2 separate regions of the Homo sapiens genome follow, and region 2 is linked to region 1. A link is a contact called in ENCODE Hi-C or POLR2A ChIA-PET data. All regions are on one chromosome and are shown on one strand. Each heading gives the region's core, a stretch centred on a gene start or an enhancer-like site at or near the end of the contact. The rest is flanking DNA. Distances are from core to core; before and after follow the strand shown. Region 1 overlaps LOC105376626 (a long non-coding RNA gene). Region 2 overlaps SLC1A2 (solute carrier family 1 member 2).

What was found. Hi-C counts contacts between places; a loop is a spot of excess contacts on that map. ChIA-PET counts read pairs that join two places held with the same protein, here RNA polymerase II (POLR2A). Pooled maps may share reads with other maps.
Region 2: a loop to region 1 is called in a pooled map, with 2.4 times the contacts of the local background. The contact joins two enhancer-like sites. A Hi-C loop is called at or near these places in 1 of 168 maps with a recorded cell type or tissue (dorsolateral prefrontal cortex), 1 of 37 single-sample maps with no recorded cell type and 5 of 50 pooled maps. POLR2A ChIA-PET finds 5 or more read pairs at or near these places in 1 of 52 experiments (activated T-cell).

The regions. Positions count from the first base shown.
Region 1 is chr11:35,047,689-35,052,383 of GRCh38, reverse strand. All of the region lies in intron 2 of LOC105376626 (a long non-coding RNA gene), which reads left to right. Among named protein-coding and RNA genes, the nearest start is that of CD44-DT, 88 kb to the left of the region's middle. Within about 2 kb of position 2,288, at least 6 of the 41 ENCODE cell types and tissues checked have a DNase peak (open chromatin) inside an H3K27ac peak, as active enhancers do.
Region 2 is chr11:35,311,493-35,316,187 of GRCh38, reverse strand. SLC1A2 (solute carrier family 1 member 2) reads left to right here. Exons shown (of 11, transcript NM_004171.4): 3 at 1,013-1,165; 4 at 3,740-3,990. Among named protein-coding and RNA genes, the nearest start is that of SLC1A2-AS1, 32 kb to the right of the region's middle. Within about 2 kb of position 2,712, at least 3 of the 41 ENCODE cell types and tissues checked have a DNase peak (open chromatin) inside an H3K27ac peak, as active enhancers do.

The DNA.
Region 1 (4,695 bases), core at 1,039-3,538:
TGTCACTAATCCCCAGCCACAACAGAATGGGTCACACTCTTCTGCACTTTGGACCCTTTGCCCATGCCAGAGTTATCCGCTGACCCTCTTCCCATGGCTGTCACCTCTTCAAAAAGGTCCACTGAACCTGAAGTAGATGTCCTCCCTCTATTAAGATTCAACGTATCAAATCCACCCTTTCAAAGTCTTAGACTAGCACCTGGCATACAGTAAGTACTCAATTAATGTCAGCTTTTGTTTTTGTTTTGACCGTCGTTATAGTGAATATTCTAAAAATACATGCCTAGGTGATTAGATAAATGGAGCAGGGAAGAGAAATCACATCAATATCTGGGCCCCCAGGGCTTCTAAGAGAGGCAGCTTAGATATATTTTAAGGAGAAACAGTTTAGGCTTCTAAATCCTCCTTCCTGCCTTAAAAATAAATGTTATTGGTATGATTGTCACATAGACAAGTACTATGTGCATAATGGAGGCATGTTTTACAATAGTAGTATAAGATGTATTTTAAAAAATACAAGAACACTTAAACTATATTTTTAAAAGCAGTGTTCAGACCTGTCTGATTGATTTTCCTAAACAGGTTTTGCCCCAGCTCTTGCAGATCCTCATCAAGTTTTTTCTGACTTAGCAACAAATATCTAAAATAAAGTTTATCTTTTCAATTTCCAGTCTCCTTGCTGACAAAAAAGGAAATGACTTCTGAAGACATGAAAAAAAAAAAACAGGGTGAAGACAAATTGGGTTAGAATAACCCATGACCTAGATCATTAGACTTTGACTAATGAAGAACTGCCTTTTAACAGAGTTAAAATTGACAGCACCATGGCCTCACACCCAACAGGGTTTGAGGCTGGACCCTTCTTTGACAAACGATGCCCTGATTTACGCGCAAAAATACCCATCACAGCATTATTTATAATATTCCCTGTCCAATGCTGGGGACCTAGTTCAATTAGCTATAGAACAGCCATTTGATGAAATATTATAAAGCTATTAAAATAATAGGGGCAAAGAAATTTTAAAACATGGGGAAAGCCTTGATGTTGTAATATTAAATGAATGAAGGAATTCTATGAATGAAACTCATTAAAACATGTCTTCACAGTAGCTGCATTGATTGCACATTTACTATCGTTCAGGCATCTTTTCCAAATGTGATACAGGAGGGCAAGCTTGGAAACAAGACGGGAACCTCTTGATCCATGGCACAATGCTGTCGACCCCTAAGTTCTTCCTCTTTATCTAAACCCAGGTTTGGAAGTACACCAAAATATTAATACTATACATCATTGCAAGCTTTCCTTCTTTGATCCTCTGTATTTTGTAAATGTTCCAACACCTTTTAAAATACACTTTTGTTCTCCTTTAAAGTCTCCCTGAGAGCTTCTAGAAGGCAGCTGCTGTGGGCTCACATCATCCATCCTTCCCCCCGCAAATGTGTAAATAAAGAAACACCTCTGTGCCTTTAAATTATAACAGGCTAAACTTTCCCCTGTAAGTTGATACTCAGACCAGAAGTCTGTGGGTAGGAAGAGTGTTGTGTTTTTTTGTTGCAGCTTCTTTTGGCTGATAAACTAGCACTTAAGTGTTTCCCTTTTCCAAACCCCCAAATGACAAGTATCTTTGTGGTAAAGTGATGGCCCAACTGTCATGGCCATCATAAACGGTGCTGAGGACACTTATTTTTAGTTTACTGTCTAAGGAAGCACTAGGCTTGCTAACCAGAGACCTTGGGGCCCAAACCCCTATGATCCCCAGAACGGAGCTTTTAAAGAGAAAGAAAGGTGAGGCAACCAAAGCTCTTCGGCGGAGCGCAAGCTCCTTTTCTCCAGATGGGCCAGAAAGACAAGGCAGAGATCTTACTTTTGGTGAGAAGACTGTAATCCTCATTTTACATAGTATAATTTTACCAAAGATGCTATGAAACAGAAACATGTTGATTCTATTTAAATAAATGTAAACTCTGGCAGCCTTGGGGAGCCATTACAGCAATGAGGCTGATGACAAGAAACAGAAACACTTCTGCAGACATCTGTTCCTGTGGTCTCCTCAGCAACCTTTTCTCCCATCAGCTAACACAGCTTCATTATTTCACTGAGGAGCTGCTATTCTCTTTGGCATTCACTTTTAAAGCAAGGTGCCTCACCTTCCCTTGGTCAAGTAATTGGCATGTTACCAAGTGCATTAATTCGTTTTCATGCTGCTGATAAAAGCATACCAGAGACTGGGAAGAAAAAGAGGCTTAATTAGACTTACAGTTCCACATGGCTGGGGAGGCCTGAGAATCGTGGCGGAAGGTGAAAGGCACTTCTTACATGGCAGCAGCAAGAGAAAATGAGGAAGAAGCAAAAGTGGAAACCCCTGATAAACCCATCAGATCTCCTGAGACTTATTCACTATCATGAGAATAGCATGGGAAAGATGGGCCCCCATGATTCAATTATCTCCCCCTGGGTCCCTCCTACAACACGTGGGAATTCTGAGAGATATAATTCAAGTTGAGATTTTGGCAGGGACACAGCCAAAGCATATCATTCCACCCCTGGCCCCTCCAAATCTCATGTCCTCACATTTCAAAACCAATCATGCCTTCCCAACAGTCCCCCAAAGTCTTAACTCATTTCAGCATTAACCCAAAAGTCCACAGTCTAAAGTCTCATCTGAGACAAGGCAAGTCCCTTCCACCTATGAGCCTGTAAAATCAAAAGCAAGGTAGTTACTTCCTAGGTACAACAGGGGTACAGGTATTGGGTAAATACAGCCATTCCAAGTGGGAGAAATTGGCCAAAACAAAGAGGTTACAGGCCCCATGTATGTCCAAAATCCAGTAGGGCAGTCAGATTTTAAAGCTCCAAAATGATCTCCTTTGGCTCCAGATCTCACATCCAGGTCACGCTGATGCAAAAGGTAGGTTCCCGTTGTCTTGGGCAGATCTTCCCCTGTGGCTTTGCAGGGTACACCTTCCCTCCCAGCTGCTTTCACAGACTGGCATTGAGTGTCTGTGGCTTTTCCAGGCTCACGGTGCAAGCTGTCAGTGGATGTACCATTCTGGGGTCTGGAGGACAGTGTCCCTCTTCTACAGCTCCATGAGGCAGTGCCCCAGTAGGCTCTGTGTGGGGGTGCCACCCCACATTTCCCTTCTTCACTGCCCTAGCAGAGGCTCTCCATGAGGGCCCCACCCCTGCAGCAAACTTTTGCCTGGGCATCCAGGCATTTCCATACATCCTCTGAAATCTAGGCAGAGGTTCCCAAAGCTCAGTTCTTCACTTCTGTGCACCCACAGGCTCAACACCATGGGTAAGCTGTCAAGGCTTGGGGGTTCCACTCTCTGAAGCCACAGCCCAAGCTCTATGTTGCCCCTTTTAGCCATGGCTGCAGCAGCTGGGTCACAAGGGAACCAAGTCCCTAGGCTGCACACAGCACAGAGAACCTGGGTCCAGGCTACAAAACCACTTTTTCCTCCTGGCCTCCAGGCCTGTGATGAGAAGGGCTGCCGGGAAGGTCTCTGACATGGCCTGGAGACATTTCCCCATGGCGGTAGGGATAAACATTAGGCTCCTTGCTACTTATGCCAATTTCTGCAGCCAACTTGAATTTCTCCTCAAAAATAGGATTTTTTTTTCTACTGCATCATCAGGTTGCAAATTTTCTGAACTTTTATGCTCTGTTTACCTTTTAAAATGGAATGCTTTTAATAGCACCCAAGTCACCTTTTGAATGCTTTGCTGCTTAAAACTTTCTTCTATCAGATACTCTAAATAATTCCTCTCAAGTTCAAAGTTCCACAAATCTCTAGGGCAGGGCAAAGTGTCGCCAGTCTCTTTTTTAAAACACAATGAGTCATCTTTGCTCCAGTTCCCGACAAGTTCCTCGTCTTCATCTGAGACCATCTCAGCCTGGACTTTATTGTTCATATCACTATCAGCACTTTTGTCAAAGCCATTCAACAAGTCTCTAGGAGGTTCCAAACTTCCCCACATTTTCCTGTCTTCTTCTGAGTCCTCCAAACTGTTCCAACCTTTACCTGTTACCCAGTTCCAAAGCTGTCTCCACATTTTTGGGTATCTTTTCAGCAACTCCCCACTCGACTGGTCCCAATTTACTGTATTCATTCGTTTTCCTGCTGCTGATAAAGACATACCTGAGACTGGGAAGAAAAAGATGTTTAATTGGACTTACAGTTCCACGTGGCTGGGGAGGCCTCAGAATCATGGCGGGAGGTAAAAGGCACTTCTTATATGGTGGCAGCAAGAGAAAATGAAGAAGAAGCAAAAGTGAAAACCCCTGATAAACCCATCAGATCTCATGAGACTTATTCACTATCATGAGAATAGCATGGAAAGACTGGCCCCCATGATTCAATTTTCTCCCCCTGGGTCCCTCCTACAACACATGGGAATTCTGAGAAATGCAATTCAAGTTGAGATTTTGGTGGGGACACAGCCAAACCATATCACCAAGCAAGGCCAATTGACTTTCTCCAGAAAAGAGAATCCCTGAGTAAAGTGACATGAGGAACCACTAGCTAATGAATAGTTTATGAATGTCTCCAACGTAGGTTTCTAATTTCCTGTCCCATATGCAGCCAGATTCTTTAGCTTTTTATTTGATTCTGTGAGATATCCTGTAGTCTTCTAATATGTATGTGTGTATGGTACAAATATGTGTATGTGTGTTTTAATTTTCTTTTTTA
Region 2 (4,695 bases), core at 1,463-3,962, 260 kb before region 1:
CTGTAAAGTGAAAGATCCCTGCCAGCATCTCTGCCTAAATTGTTTCCTCCAAAATTATATATCTTAGAGTCCATTCTTGAGCTCCCATAAGATCAGCAATCTAAAAGCTATGTAAAAGGACATAGAAGTCAAGGACAAGCCTTGAGAGTGAGCCATGAGGAAATTATTGGAAGCCAAAGAAAATAGATGGGAAGAAAAAAATAGAATTCACACTAGCTTGGTCAATTAAATGTTCATTTTATCTTGCCTCCAGTTACAATGAGAAGACACACATTAAATGCCATGCCATGTGGCCAAGCTTGAGCTGGGCAAGGAGGCAATATCTGTCCTTGTGGGTTCTTTCTTTCTTTTTTCTTTTTCTTTCTTTCTTTCTTTCTTTTTTTTTTTTTTTTGAGATGGAGTCTCACTCCTGTTGCTCACACTGGAGTGCAATGGCACCATCTCAGCTCACTGCAACCTCTGCCTCCTGGGTTCAAGCAATTCTCCTGCCTCAGTCTCCCAAGTAGCTGGGATTACAGGTTTCCGCCACCACACCCAGCTAAATTTTTGTATTTTTAGTAGAGATGGTGTTTCACTATTTTGGCCAGGCTGGTCTCGAACTCCTGACCTCAGGTGACCCACTCGCCTCGGCCTCCCAAAGTGCTGGGATTATAGGCACAAGCCACTGTGCCCAGCCCCTTATAGTTTATTTCTATAAACAATTTCTGGCTCCAAGTAGACAAATAGCCTCAAATAAGTTGGAGTCAAGTTGCCAGTGTGCACTTTCATAAAGCCTTGAGTTCTCCTTGACTCTTTGGGTGCTGACTTTTTAAGAATAGTTGGAGGTATAGAAAGTTCTCTTGCTAGTCATCAAAATCAGCTTCACTTATCTAATGTTGTTTTTGTTACACATTGTTCATCATTTAATACTGCAGAAGCATGAGAAAGGTCAATGTTGCTGAAATAAGTGTCTAGAGTAAGTCATTTGACGAAGGCAAAAAATAAATTCATATTGTTTTCCCCTTCCTTTTAGGTGTCATCCTGGGAGCAGTGTGTGGAGGGCTTCTTCGCTTGGCATCTCCCATCCACCCTGATGTGGTTATGTTAATAGCCTTCCCAGGGGATATACTCATGAGGATGCTAAAAATGCTCATTCTCCCTCTAATCATCTCCAGCTTAATCACAGGTAAGACTACCTCACTAGTGCCTGGCTAACATGGGTCATACTCCTGCCCTGGCTTTTAATTAACTGTAGAATCTCAATTTGGTTGAGTGAATGTGATCGTCTATGTCATTTCATTTCAGAGCTTTGGTTTTCCCGTCTCTGAAATGAGGATAATCAACCCTAAAGAAATAAAAGCTTGCCATCGATTAGTCAGTCTATTTGTCTTTCTCTCCAGCAAAAAAAAGAAAAAAAAAAAAAGAAAAGAAAAGGAAACACAGCCACATGTTACAAGTGATGATACCTCTAGTGGTTTTAAATTTTTTTTTTTTTTGAGATGGAGTCTCCCTCTGTTGCCCATGCTGGAGTGCGGTGGTGCAATCTCAGCTCACTGCAACCTGTGCCTCGTGGGTTCAAGCGATTCTCCTGCCTCAGCCTCCTGAGTAGCTGGGACTACAGGCATGTGCCATCATGCCTGGCTAATTTTTGTATTTTTAGTAGAGACAGGGTTTCACCATATTGGCCAAGCTGGTCTCGAACTCCTGACCTCATGATCCACCCGCCTCAGCCTCCCAAAGTGCTGGGTTTACAGGCATGAGCCACTGCACCTGGCCTTAATTTTTAATGTCTACTTTTCTCCCCTTTCTAAATTATATTTTGTTCAGATACTGATAAAGGTAATAGATGGAAAAGGAAATTATCTACTATTTTAATTGGGAATTGAGGGAGATTGGCATTAAAAATAAATGAAATGCTAGGTATGAAAGCCCTCTGAGTTTTTCAGAACAAAGTTACTCCTAATATGTGGCATCATGTTCACTTATTTTTCACTACCACCAAGTTGGCCAATGTATGATTTGTTAACAGGTGTATATCCTGAGTCCCAGCATCAATTATCTTTGACTAAAATAATTAATTACTTTATTTGAAAGAATTTGTTCTTCCTCTGTGGGCTTATACTGGTATTTTCCTCCTTACCAAATAATATTGCTCAAACAGGGTATAAATTGATGCCCTTTGGAGACTAAACTCTGAGTTAAGGGCAGGAAGCTGAGCTTTGGTCCATATTTGGGTACCAGCCAGCTAAGTGATCTGGAGAAGTTGTTCCCCTGGACTGGCCACCTCATGAAAGAAGTGAGTGAGGCTCTGGTAACTCCAGGAGATTCAGGGGCTGAGCTGGGTTGAGGCTTCAGCTGGTTGACCAGTGACCCCAGTACCTGAAATGCTGGAACTCAGGATCAGGCACTTAGGGGCTAAGTGGGACCTTATCATTCAGCGCTAGATTGAGTGAAAGGGTGCATTTACCATCAGTGCTCCTCTATAAACCAGAGAAAATGTTCTCTGCACCTGTTAACAGGTCATACGTTGGCCAACTTGGTGGGGAAACCTAGCTCCCGTCGGCTAGAATTAGACTAGGTTGTAAAGAGAAGTAGGTCACACGTAGGTCAGCTTAATTTAGAGCAGCTCACATCACTAACTTCTTCCCCCATAGCAAAAAGGACTAACACCCAAAAAGGGGTTCAATCTCTCTTTCTGGTAAAAGCAGGAACTGAAACCAGGAAGTGAACACATTCAAGAAACAACTGGAAAAAAACCCAGTGGGGCTGGAGTTTTTGTGAATTTGCTTGGAATTTCCTCTAACCTCCCTAGGTATAGATGAAGTGCCCACCATTGGCAGGGTGCTTCACGGGGTGTTCCCTAATCCCTGCATGAGGCTGGGAATGTGGATCTTCATGCTTCACCTCAGAGAAATGAGAGGACTGGGCAAAATCGTTATTCTCAGACTCTCCATGTCAGTTACCAGTAATATATTCAAAAGACATTTTGAGTGTGGCACAGAACTACTAGCTTTTTAGTCTTCCAAGTGAGGACATTAAAACATAAATAAATAAACAAGTTAAAAACTAGCATGTACCAGCAGCATCGCTTCATAAAACAAAGGAGATGTTAAGACCAAAAAAAATAAAAAGTGGAAAGGAATAATCTCAGAATTAAAAATGGGATGTCTTCAACTTTATTTTAACTCATTATTGCAGACTGACAAAAAATTTGTTACAGACCATTTGTAAACTCTAAACAGGAGGATCTCCAACTCTCCCAGTTCTGTAAAATCTTGAAAATCTCCCTGGATAATAGAATGATAAACTATGGGATTGATCAAATATTCAATACAGTCGGCCCTGCATATCTGTGAGTCCCACATGTGCAGATTGAAAATATTTGAGAAAAAAAACTAATAAAAAATACAAAATAATGCAAGTTAAAAATATAGTATAACAGTTATGTACATAGCATTTACATTGTATTAGGTATTGTAAATAATTTAGAGGTGGTTTAAAGTAGACAGGAGGATGTGCATAGGTTATATACAAATACTACACCATTTTACAGAAGAAACTTGGGCACTCTCAGATTTTGGTATCTGTTGGGAGTCCCAGAACCAACCCTCTCATGGATATTGAGGGAAGACTACAGTAGGAGATTTAATCAACCATTAACACATTTGAGTAATATGAAGCTAACGTCATAGAAATGTAGACACAGGTCATTAGCACAAACGTAATAGAATTAATCCTTCTGCATTTCTTTTCAATCCAGGGTTGTCAGGCCTGGATGCTAAGGCTAGTGGCCGCTTGGGCACGAGAGCCATGGTGTATTACATGTCCACGACCATCATTGCTGCAGTACTGGGGGTCATTCTGGTCTTGGCTATCCATCCAGGCAATCCCAAGCTCAAGAAGCAGCTGGGGCCTGGGAAGAAGAATGATGAAGTGTCCAGCCTGGATGCCTTCCTGGACCTTATTCGAAATCTCTTCCCTGAAAACCTTGTCCAAGCCTGCTTTCAACAGGTAACCCAGAGTTCAGATGTTCTCTCTTCTCCAGTCCTCTAAGTTATCAAGGCGATAACTTAAGAGTATTTTAACAGACCAACTCTGGGTAGAAATTTTCTAAATATATAATTATCTCTGTCTAGGCCCAGGGATTCTATGAGGTGGTTTAGGGCAGGATCTTGGGATTGGAGTCTCCTGGTTTTAATTTTTTTAAACATCCCTTTTTTTCCAGCTCACTTAATATATTTTTGCTGTGGGATTGTCCTCCTTTCTCCCCCACCCCCCCCCCCCGCCTCTCTCTCTCTCTCTCTCTCTCTCCCTCCCTCTCTCTCTCTCTCTCTCTCCTTATATCTATCTCTTCCTTTCCTTTTTGTGCATGAGGCTGGGAAATGTGTCTTTGAGTTGTCCATGGGCATATTTTTATTAGCCTTGCCCACAACCTTCTAGAATACACAGTGGTTCTCAAACGTGGCAGTAAAGCTAAACCACCAATGGCACTTTTAAAAAAATACAAATACCCTACACAATCAGAATCTCCAAGAGATGAATCTGGAGCTTGGGTAGTTTTTTAAATTGTGGAAGTAATACATGCAGATTATGAAAATTTTAGAAAGTATAGAAGTACACAAAGTAAAAGTTAGAAGCTTCTGCTTCCCCTTCTCTAGAGCTACTTATGTTGAGAATGCTGTTTCCTCCCCTGTATTTTTCTTTTGCCACTTATGC